2 separate regions of the Homo sapiens genome follow, and region 1 is linked to region 2. The links are chromatin contacts, found by POLR2A ChIA-PET in ENCODE. All regions are on one chromosome and are shown on one strand. The core of a region is the stretch at or near the end of the contact, and the rest is flanking DNA. Distances in the headings are between cores, read along the strand shown.

What was found. ChIA-PET counts read pairs that join two places held with the same protein, here RNA polymerase II (POLR2A).
Region 1: POLR2A ChIA-PET joins it to region 2 with 11 read pairs in activated CD4-positive, alpha-beta T cell. The contact joins two enhancer-like sites. POLR2A ChIA-PET finds 5 or more read pairs at or near these places in 3 of 52 experiments (A549, AG04450 and activated CD4-positive, alpha-beta T cell).

The regions. Positions count from the first base shown.
Region 1 is chr15:57,321,665-57,326,177 of GRCh38, forward strand. LINC01413 (long intergenic non-protein coding RNA 1413) reads left to right here. Exons shown (of 5, transcript NR_120337.1): 3 at 1,241-1,463; 4 at 2,182-2,268; 5 at 3,186-3,375. It also overlaps the pseudogene NDUFB10P1. Among named protein-coding and RNA genes, the nearest start is that of LINC01413, 4.8 kb to the left of the region's middle. RefSeq lists an enhancer at 1,842-2,349. Within about 2 kb of position 2,292, at least 8 of the 41 ENCODE cell types and tissues checked have a DNase peak (open chromatin) inside an H3K27ac peak, as active enhancers do.
Region 2 is chr15:57,279,771-57,284,008 of GRCh38, forward strand. TCF12 (transcription factor 12) reads left to right here. Exons shown (of 21, transcript NM_207037.2): 20 at 2,675-2,828. The coding sequence ends at 2,817. Among named protein-coding and RNA genes, the nearest start is that of SNORD13D, 3.2 kb to the left of the region's middle. Within about 2 kb of position 2,546, at least 2 of the 41 ENCODE cell types and tissues checked have a DNase peak (open chromatin) inside an H3K27ac peak, as active enhancers do.

The sequences.
Region 1 (4,513 bases), core at 1,042-3,541, 42 kb after region 2:
TTTGCACATTCATCTGTATTATGCCTGGCGAGGCAGAGGGCTTTCCCTGCATTGATTCTCCTGGAAGCCTGGGGTTAGCAGTATAGACTGGAAAGTAAGGTACACAGAGTGGAGGGACTGAACCAGGTCCCCTTATATGTGAGTACATACAGTTACTTAGGCCGGGAAGCCAGGTCTTCTAAGCAGCTAGGGCCAACAGAGCAGGAGCCAGGAGGAATACTTTTATGAACAAACTTATTTTCCAACATCAGAAAAAAGAAAGTTGGCTGTTGGGAGTGACAAGGAGAAAGAATGATGAGGAGCTCAAATCAGGTGGACACCTGATTGAGATGATCCTTCTTTTGTTTAGAAAAGAGTACCACACTGGCTGTCAGCTGTGTGACCTTGAGAAAGTCACTCTCTCTCTCAACTTTCTCATCTGCCAGGTAAAAGGGCTGAGCTTGAATGAGCTTGGGTCCCTTCCAGCAATGATGCTTGTGTACTGCACCTGTGCTAGGAATACCAGTAAGGGGCTCTCCATGCTAAAATCAGCGTTCCAGGATTCCACGTGGCCCACAGCACCAAGCCCAGCCTTCTCAGCTTTGAGCTGAAGGCTCCGGGTAACCTGATCCCAGCCCAACGGTTCTGTGTTATCTCCCTCTCACCATTTCCTGTGGATTACTTATTGTTCTATCCTCCCAGCCGCCAGGGCCTTGTTCGCACCTGCTACCAGCAAAGAATACCCCTCCTACCCCAGTGCCCTGGCCTGAAGACGTCCTGTTAGTCTTTCAGCTGTCAATGAAGATGGCCCCCTTTTCAAGAACCCTTCCTGGAATCCTGAGTTTGGGGGTCGTGATCTTTCCAATCCCGTATCCACGGTCACTGCCTTCACCTGAATGCGATTGCAATTCGCTAGCCCTTCAATTCAACAAATATTCTGGAATGATTAGCGTGTGCTGTGACAATGACAAATTCCGATACGGGAAGACATGAATTAAATGATCACGTTCACCCACGCGTGATTAGAAACAGGGAAGGGTAAAGAAGGAAGAGAAAACGGCTTCCTGAGAGCTTGCCTGGGGTCTGGAAGGATGAACACGGAGCTGGGGGCATGGAAGGGAGCTGTTCCCAGGAGAGTTGAGTGGGCTGGGCTGGCCTCTTGAGGCTGGGAGAGGTAGACGGTGTGTCTTGATCAGAGGAGCCATCTGGGAATCCTTTGAGGGTTTAAAAAGGGGAGTAACAGATCCAATTTTTATTTCAGGACAATCATGCTGGCTGTTAGTGAAGAATGGCCTGGAGCACTGGGTCTCCGCCCCAGCTGCCTGGGAGAAACTGTGTTGAAGGAGCCATACCCCCTGGCCTCCCCTCCAGACTCCAGACAACCCCAGTCAGCTGGCTGGGAGGGAGGCAGAAGAGAAACAGGGGTGCACCTGGGGCTCCTGCAGGGGTCCAGCCAGGAGATGGGGGCAACTTGGACAGGGACGGTGAGAGAGGAATGGGCTCGGGGGGCATTTGGGAGATGAAAAGGGCAAGGCTTGGCCATGAATTCCCATGGGATGAAAGAGAAGGAATTGTCAGGATTGAGTCCCAAGTTTCTAGCTCATGCAAATAAACAAACGGGGCATCCGCTGAGCTCAAGAGCATGGGGAAGGGGTGTTGGAGACTCTCCCGGGGACCCCTGCAGACTTCTGTAACCCCTTTGAGTTCTCGCAGGCAGAGGCCACGGTGGGTGGGGAGCAGGCCTTGGCAGGGTACCCGCCCCCCACCAGGCACCCTCCATCCTAGTAGCCCTTGGGGAGACATACTGTGGCCAGAGGAAGGGTACGGAGAGGTAGAGGAAGCCAACCGGTGTTCCCGGGCAGCCACCATGTGGTCAAAGGACCAGGCAGCTTGTTTGGAAGCGTCTCTGAGGCACAAAGTGCCAGGACCCAGTGCTCCCTGAGCCCTCCCAGCAGGAAAATGAAAACTCAGCAATGGGCTCCCAGGGAGGCGGGACTGGGGGTGCCTTCCATTTATGAGAGGCCCGCAGAGCAATTCCTGCCGCAGGGGTTTCTGATCAGTCAGAACATCTGCCCACGTTGATGTCTTCCAGCCACCTGATGCAGTGGCTTGGGCCTGTGGGTTGGGGGGAGTGGGATCTTAGGCCTGTTTTTTGGGTTAATAAATTTTGTGACCTTGGATGACATGTCACTTATCTCACAGATCCTGGGAAGGGCAGGAGGAGGAGTGAGACCTGGCCTGCCCTCTCCCTAGAGGCTCATCAGCTCCCTGGAGACAGACACGCCCTGGGTAAAGAACAGATCCCACTCAGCCAGGCAGAGTTTCCTGGAGGAGGAGGAGGGAGAGAAAGAGGGCAGGAAGAAGAGGGGAGGGTGCAGAGGGGGAGAAAGAAAGGAGGGGAGGAGGTGAAGAGAAAAGGGAGGAGGAGAAAGGAAAAGGAGAAAACCTGTTTTCTGTCTTTAACTGTCCTTCCCCTCAACTGGGACCCTGTGCTCCTCCTCCTCAGTCAGAACTCCCCCCTCAGGTCCCCCCACTTCACGTCCCTCCACACTTCCTGTCCCTCCCCCACTCATGTCCCTCTCCCCTTATGTCCCTCCCCCTATTGTGTCCCTCCTCCCCTTGTGTCCCTCCTCCCCTTGTGTCCCTCCCCCTCTCAGGTCCCTCCCCCTCCTCATGTCCCTCCCCATCACAGGTCCCTCCCCTCCTCATGTCCCTCCCCATCACAGGTCCCTCCCCTCCTCATGTCCCTCCCCATCTCAGGTCCCTCCCCGCCTCGTGTCTTCCTCCCCCTCAGGTCCCTCCCAACCTCCTATCCCTCCTCAGCTTGTGTTCCCCCACCGCTGTGTCCCTCACCCCCTCATGTCCCTCCCCCCTCAGGTCCCTCCCCCTCTCAGGTCCCTCCTATCCTCGTGTCCCTCCCTCCCTCAGGTCCCTCCCCCACTCAGGTTCCTCCCTCCCTCCTGTCCCTCCCCCGCTCAGGTCCCTCCTCCCCTCACATTCTTCTGTCTTCATTTACAGGCAGGAGAAATTTCAAAGTGTGTTTGTACCACAATTACTTTAAAACTCTAAAGTTGACCTTTAACGGTTTGTGGATGTTTTAATTTTACTTTTACGTGATAACCTGCAATAACTACACAGATGCATGCATTTTTGTGCTTATTTGTAAGTGCTTTCTTTAAAACTGCTTTTTTCTTACATCCTTTCAGTTCCTTTCCCTATGCCTGGAGCCTGGGTACCAGCTATTGAAAACTGCTTTTCTCCTTGTTCATTCAAACATATTCACACATAAAGGTTGTCATTCCTTTTTGTCACTATTTGACAAAAATTGGATCATACCGTATACAATTCTCTGCTATTTGTTTTGCTCACCTAACAATAAATACACTGTGAAAAATACCTTCAGATGAGTAGATATCAATCTTGTTCATTCTTTTTTTTTTTTTTTTTTGAGACAGGGTCTCACTCCCTTGCCCAGGTTGGAGTGCAGTGGTTCAGTCACAGCTCACTGCAGCCTCGCCTCCCAGGCTCAATCGATCCTTTCACCTCAGCCTCTCGAGTAGATGGAACTACAGGCATGCACCACTGAACCTGGCGAATTTTCATATTTTTTTGTAGAGATGGGGTTTTGACATGTTGCCTAGGCTGGTCTTAAATTCCTAAGCTCAAGAGATCCGCCTACTTCAGCCTCCGAAAGTGCTGGGATTACAGGCCTGGGCCACCTTGCCCTGCCTCTTACTCATTTTTTTATTCCAGGTTGCAGGGTTTTATTTCAGCAACACAGAGACAGTCAAGCACAGCCATACAGCAGGGGCATCCACAGCTGCCTCAGGAGGCGGCAGCGGTGGCCTCTTTTGCAGCTTTTCTCTCTTCCAGCATCCTCTGCTTGTGTTTGGCCCGGCACTTCCTGGCAGAATGGTGGGCCCCCAGGTCCTGATAGCGGTCCTGGTAAGCCTTGGCCACCTGGGTGAATGCTCCACTTCCTTGGCCCAGTTCTACCTGTAGTTGTCTTCTTCCCACTACTGACAGGTCTTGAGCCGCTCCTGGATAATATTGACGATTTCTTGATCGACTTTGTAGTCCCTCCTCCACTGCATTTCGGCTTCATATATGCACAGTGTTTCACGTGTCCATGTGAAGACACGTGAGACCACCAAGCAGGCTTTGTGTGAGCAACAAGCCTGTTTATTTCACCTGGGCGCAGGGGGCTGAGTCCTAAAAGAAAGCCAGCAAAGGGTGGTGGATTATCATTAGTTCTTACAGGTTTTGGGATAGGCGGTGGAGTTTGGAGCGATGTTTTGCTGGCAGGGGCTGGATCTCACAAAGTACATTCTCAAGGGTGGGGAGAGAATTGCAAAGAACCTTCTTCAGGGTGGGGGAGATTACAAAGTACATTGATCAGTTAGGGTGGGGCAGAAACAAATCACAATGGTGGAGTGTCATCAGTTAAGGCTATTTTCACTTCTTTTGTGGATCTTTAGTTGCTTCAGGCCATCTGGATGTGTACGTGCCAGTCACAGGGGATATGATGGCTCAG
Region 2 (4,238 bases), core at 1,296-3,795:
CAGTTGGAAAATTTTCACATCTCACATTCTCCTCTTTAAGTTTTACATGCTAATCCATGCCATCTTCTCAGTCTCTCGGGTCATTATATGAGACTTTAACCTCCACAGTCTCACTTTTTTTTTTTTTTTTTTTTTTGGAGACAGAGTTTTGCTCTTCTTGTCGCCCAGGCTGGAGTGCAGTGGCGCGATTTCGGCTCACTGCAGACTCCGTCTCCCCAGTTCAAGTGATTCTCCTGTCTCAGCCTCCCGAGTAGCTGAGATTATAGGCACCCGCCACCACGCCTGGCTCACTTTTTGTATTTTTAGTAGAGATCGGGTTTCACCATGCAGGCTAGTCTCAAACTCTTGACCTCAGGTGATCCGCCTGTTTCGGCCTCCCAAAGTGCTGGGATTATAGGCATGAGCCACCACGCCCAGCCCACAGTCTCTTATAAAAAACAAACTGATGAAGGACGAACTCTTATTTGTTAGAGGTGCACAACTACTTATTAAGAAAGCAGCTCTTAATATTTTTTGCATAATGATGAACATACTATTTTTTCCTGCTAGTTACCCTAATAAATTAACTAAGAGTGTATCTTTCTTCCTTCATTCATCCTCCTTATAGTTGTATAGGCTCTATGTCTTTCTAAATACAGGGGCTTAGAAAATTAGAACTCTAAAATGAAATTTTATTAGTATGCATCACTGATAGTCAGGAGTCAGCTAAGTTTACCATAATGAAGATTTTTGTTTACTTTTTAAAAACTTGGATGTGAACTGTAAATGTGTATTGAAATTTATACATCCAGATACACTTTTACCTACTTTAAAGGGGAATCCGGCACAGTGGCACTTGCTGGTAGTCCCAGCTTTTTGACAGGCTGAGGTGGGAGGATCCTTTCAGCCCAGGAGTTCAAGGCAAGTCTGGGCAACGTAGTGAGACCCCATCTCTGAAAAAATGGTTGGGGGTGGGGTGGGGACATGGAAAAAGGGGAGCTGTACTAATGGTATATCGGCTATGCCCTCATTTCAAGAAAATCTGACATAAAATATTACAACTTCTAAAAAATACTATTTTCATTCTAGACTAATTACAAATGATCCCTTTATATTATATTCATTAGGGCATTTTTAATCCATTTATAAAAATATGTGGAACAACTGTTAACCTATACTATATGTTATAATCAAATGAAAAGCTATATCAGAAGCTATGGATATCTTGGGCTTAAAACTCATTTTTTAAAAAATCCAACAGGAATAGTAAGTAGTGTGTAAGTAGATTTTGATCCAGTGGGTTTTTGATCTGATGGATATTCTTTCCCTTTATTTCTCACAGTAGCACCCTATTCTTTTTTTTTTTTTTTTTGAGACAGGGTCTTGCTCTGTCATCCAGGCTAGAGTGCAGTGGCACGATCACTGCAGCCTTGACAACTCTTGGGCTCAAGCGATCCTTGTACCTCTCAGCTTATTCTTTAACCTCTTTTGAAAATGCCCGTGTCACAGATCCCACGCAGTCTTGTTTGCTATCTTTTATAAGAAGCAGCAGAGGTTTTTACCACCCTTTTAATAACACCTCCAGCAATAGAAAGACCAACTCATTCATCTTGTTTCACATACATATCAAAGTAGAAAAGTAAGATGTGCTCCACCTATCTATCCTTCTCCCTCGAATTGGCACATTTCCTATAGAAGAGGGGTCCCCAACCCCTGGGCCACGGACCAGTACCAGTGGCCTGTTACGAACGAACGGGCTGGCTGCACCGCAGGAGGTGAGCAGAGAGCAATCCAGCAAAGCTTCATCTGTATTTACCGACACTCCCCATCATTTGCATCTCCACATCCTGTCAGATCAGCGGCAGCATTAGATTCTCATAGGAGCATGAACCCTATTGTGAACTACATATGCAAGGGATCTGGGATCTAGGTTGCTTGCTCCTTATGAGAATCTAATGCCTGATGTGTCATTCTGTCCCATCACCCCCAGATGGGACCATCTAGTTTCATGAAAACAGGCTCAGGGCTCCCACTGACTTAATGGTGAGTTGTATAATTATTTCATTTTATAGTACAATGTAATAATAATAGAAATACAGTGCACAATAAATGTAATGTGCTGAAATCATCCTGAAACCATCCCTGCCCCCTTCCCCCCAGCCCCCCGCACCCAGTTCATGGAAAAATTGTCTTCCACGAAACCAGTCCCTGGTGCCAAAAAGGTTGGGGACCACTGCTTTAGAGGAATAGCTGAGGATATCTCTTACTTTATCCTTTTCTGAACTGGTAACATTTTAGATAAAGCACAGGTGTCTCTCTCTAAGTACAAGATGTCAGCATTCATGTCAATTCAGTGTACCGTGTCTTAGTAGGACATTGAAGAGACTTGGTAGCCTAATAACAACAGCATTTGCCAAAATGTTTGAGTGAAGAGTAGCATTTTGATTTAAATCAAATCAAACCCTAGAAAACTAAATCATAAGCAAAAAATGAAGAAAACACAAGATGGTCACTTAGAAGTATAAATCTGGAGGCTCAGTTCAATGCTGAGGTTTTATGTGAGCACATTGTTTCTTCTATGTGATGGTACTTAGTATGGGAATGAAGTTACACAAAACAACAGCAATTTGTTCAGCTTGAGACCTAATTCATAACTTAAAACCATAGTGATAAAAATTCTTTCCCCCTGTTTTAGAGAGGAACCTTAACCCCAAAGCAGCCTGCCTTAAGAGAAGGGAAGAAGAAAAAGTTTCTGCCGTATCGGCAGAGCCGCCAACCACACTGCCAGGAACCCATCCTGGGCTTAGTGAAACTACCAACCCTATGGGTCATATGTAAACATCAGCCAGGTAAGTACGGGTTTGAAAAGAAACAGCAAGGAAATAACCTTAAGATTCATCTTAAACTGGGTTAGAATCTTTGAACAGAATTCTCTAGTGAGCAGTGGCCATTGTAAAGGTCACATGTAATTTGAAATATAACAGTTTGTCTTTCTGTTACATTATCAGACTTAGAGAGCCAGTGTCATTTTATAGCAAATTGCCATTTTCTTCAAAGTGTGGCAGTATCTTGTGACTTTGGTTCTTCTGTTCGGAGTCATCATGTGTACTCTCTTACATGAGTATCTTCCTGATCCAAGAAGAAATAGTACAATGACTCAACCGTCAGAAAACGCTCTTGTTACCACTCATGTTCTTCATTTCTTTATTCAGAAATGCTGACTATATCATCAACCAGTTTTCTGCCAATTATCTAGCTTTTTGTCATGAAGCCTTTATACATGAAAAAGTTATCACTTGTATTTGGATCAATAATGCAAGTTTATGATATGATGCTTCTTCCCCACTTGCAAGCACATCAGTTAACACCCTCTAGAATCTATTAATGAATGGGAAGTTATTATATATGTTAGAGCCAGAATGCCCTTCTCTCTGGTGGAATTTTACTTGTTCAAAGACTGTTCTTTATATCTTCCTTTTCATGGACTAAACATAATTCAGTTCCTTGTGATTTTTTTTTTTTTTCCTCAAGACAGAGTCTCGCTCTGTTGCCCAGGCTGGAGTGCAGTGGCACGATCTCAGCTAACTGCAGTCTCTGCTTCCCAGGTTCCAGCAATTCTCCTGCCTCAGCCTCCCGAGTAGACTAGCTGGGATTACAGGTGTGCACCACCATGCCCGGCTAATTTTTGTATTTTTAGTAGAGATGGGATTTCACGATGTTGGCCAGGCTGGTCTCGAACTCCTAACCTCAGGTGATCCACCCGCCTCAGCCTCCCAAAGTGCTAGGATTACAGGCATGAGCCACCTCGCCCAGCTGGTAACTTCATTTTTATAATCTGCTTTCAGCAGTATGTAGTTTTTTTCCCAATTTTATCAACAGATTAAAGGTAGTAAGTAAAGGCAGATGAGTGCGGGGTGTGGAACAGAAAAAAATATCAAGTGCAGTTTCATTTGGTCAGTTTCGTGGCTGTCTCATTTTGAACTGAAAGTCTGGAATTTGATAGATTGTTTGATAGATAAACTACAAATATTAGTAACTCACCTTTTCCTGAGGGTTTTAGTTCCTACCGCCACTACATATATAGGGTCAAATGAGACTACATATAGGGTCAAATGAGACTACATATAGGGTCAAACCAGACCACAAAGAAGATTTCATTTAGGGTAAAAGAAAAGAAGAGTTAAGGCAGTTATTTCGTAAGTCAGTTATAACTGTAACATTAGCACACTGGAGAAAACCTCAAACTACCTCCCCCACAA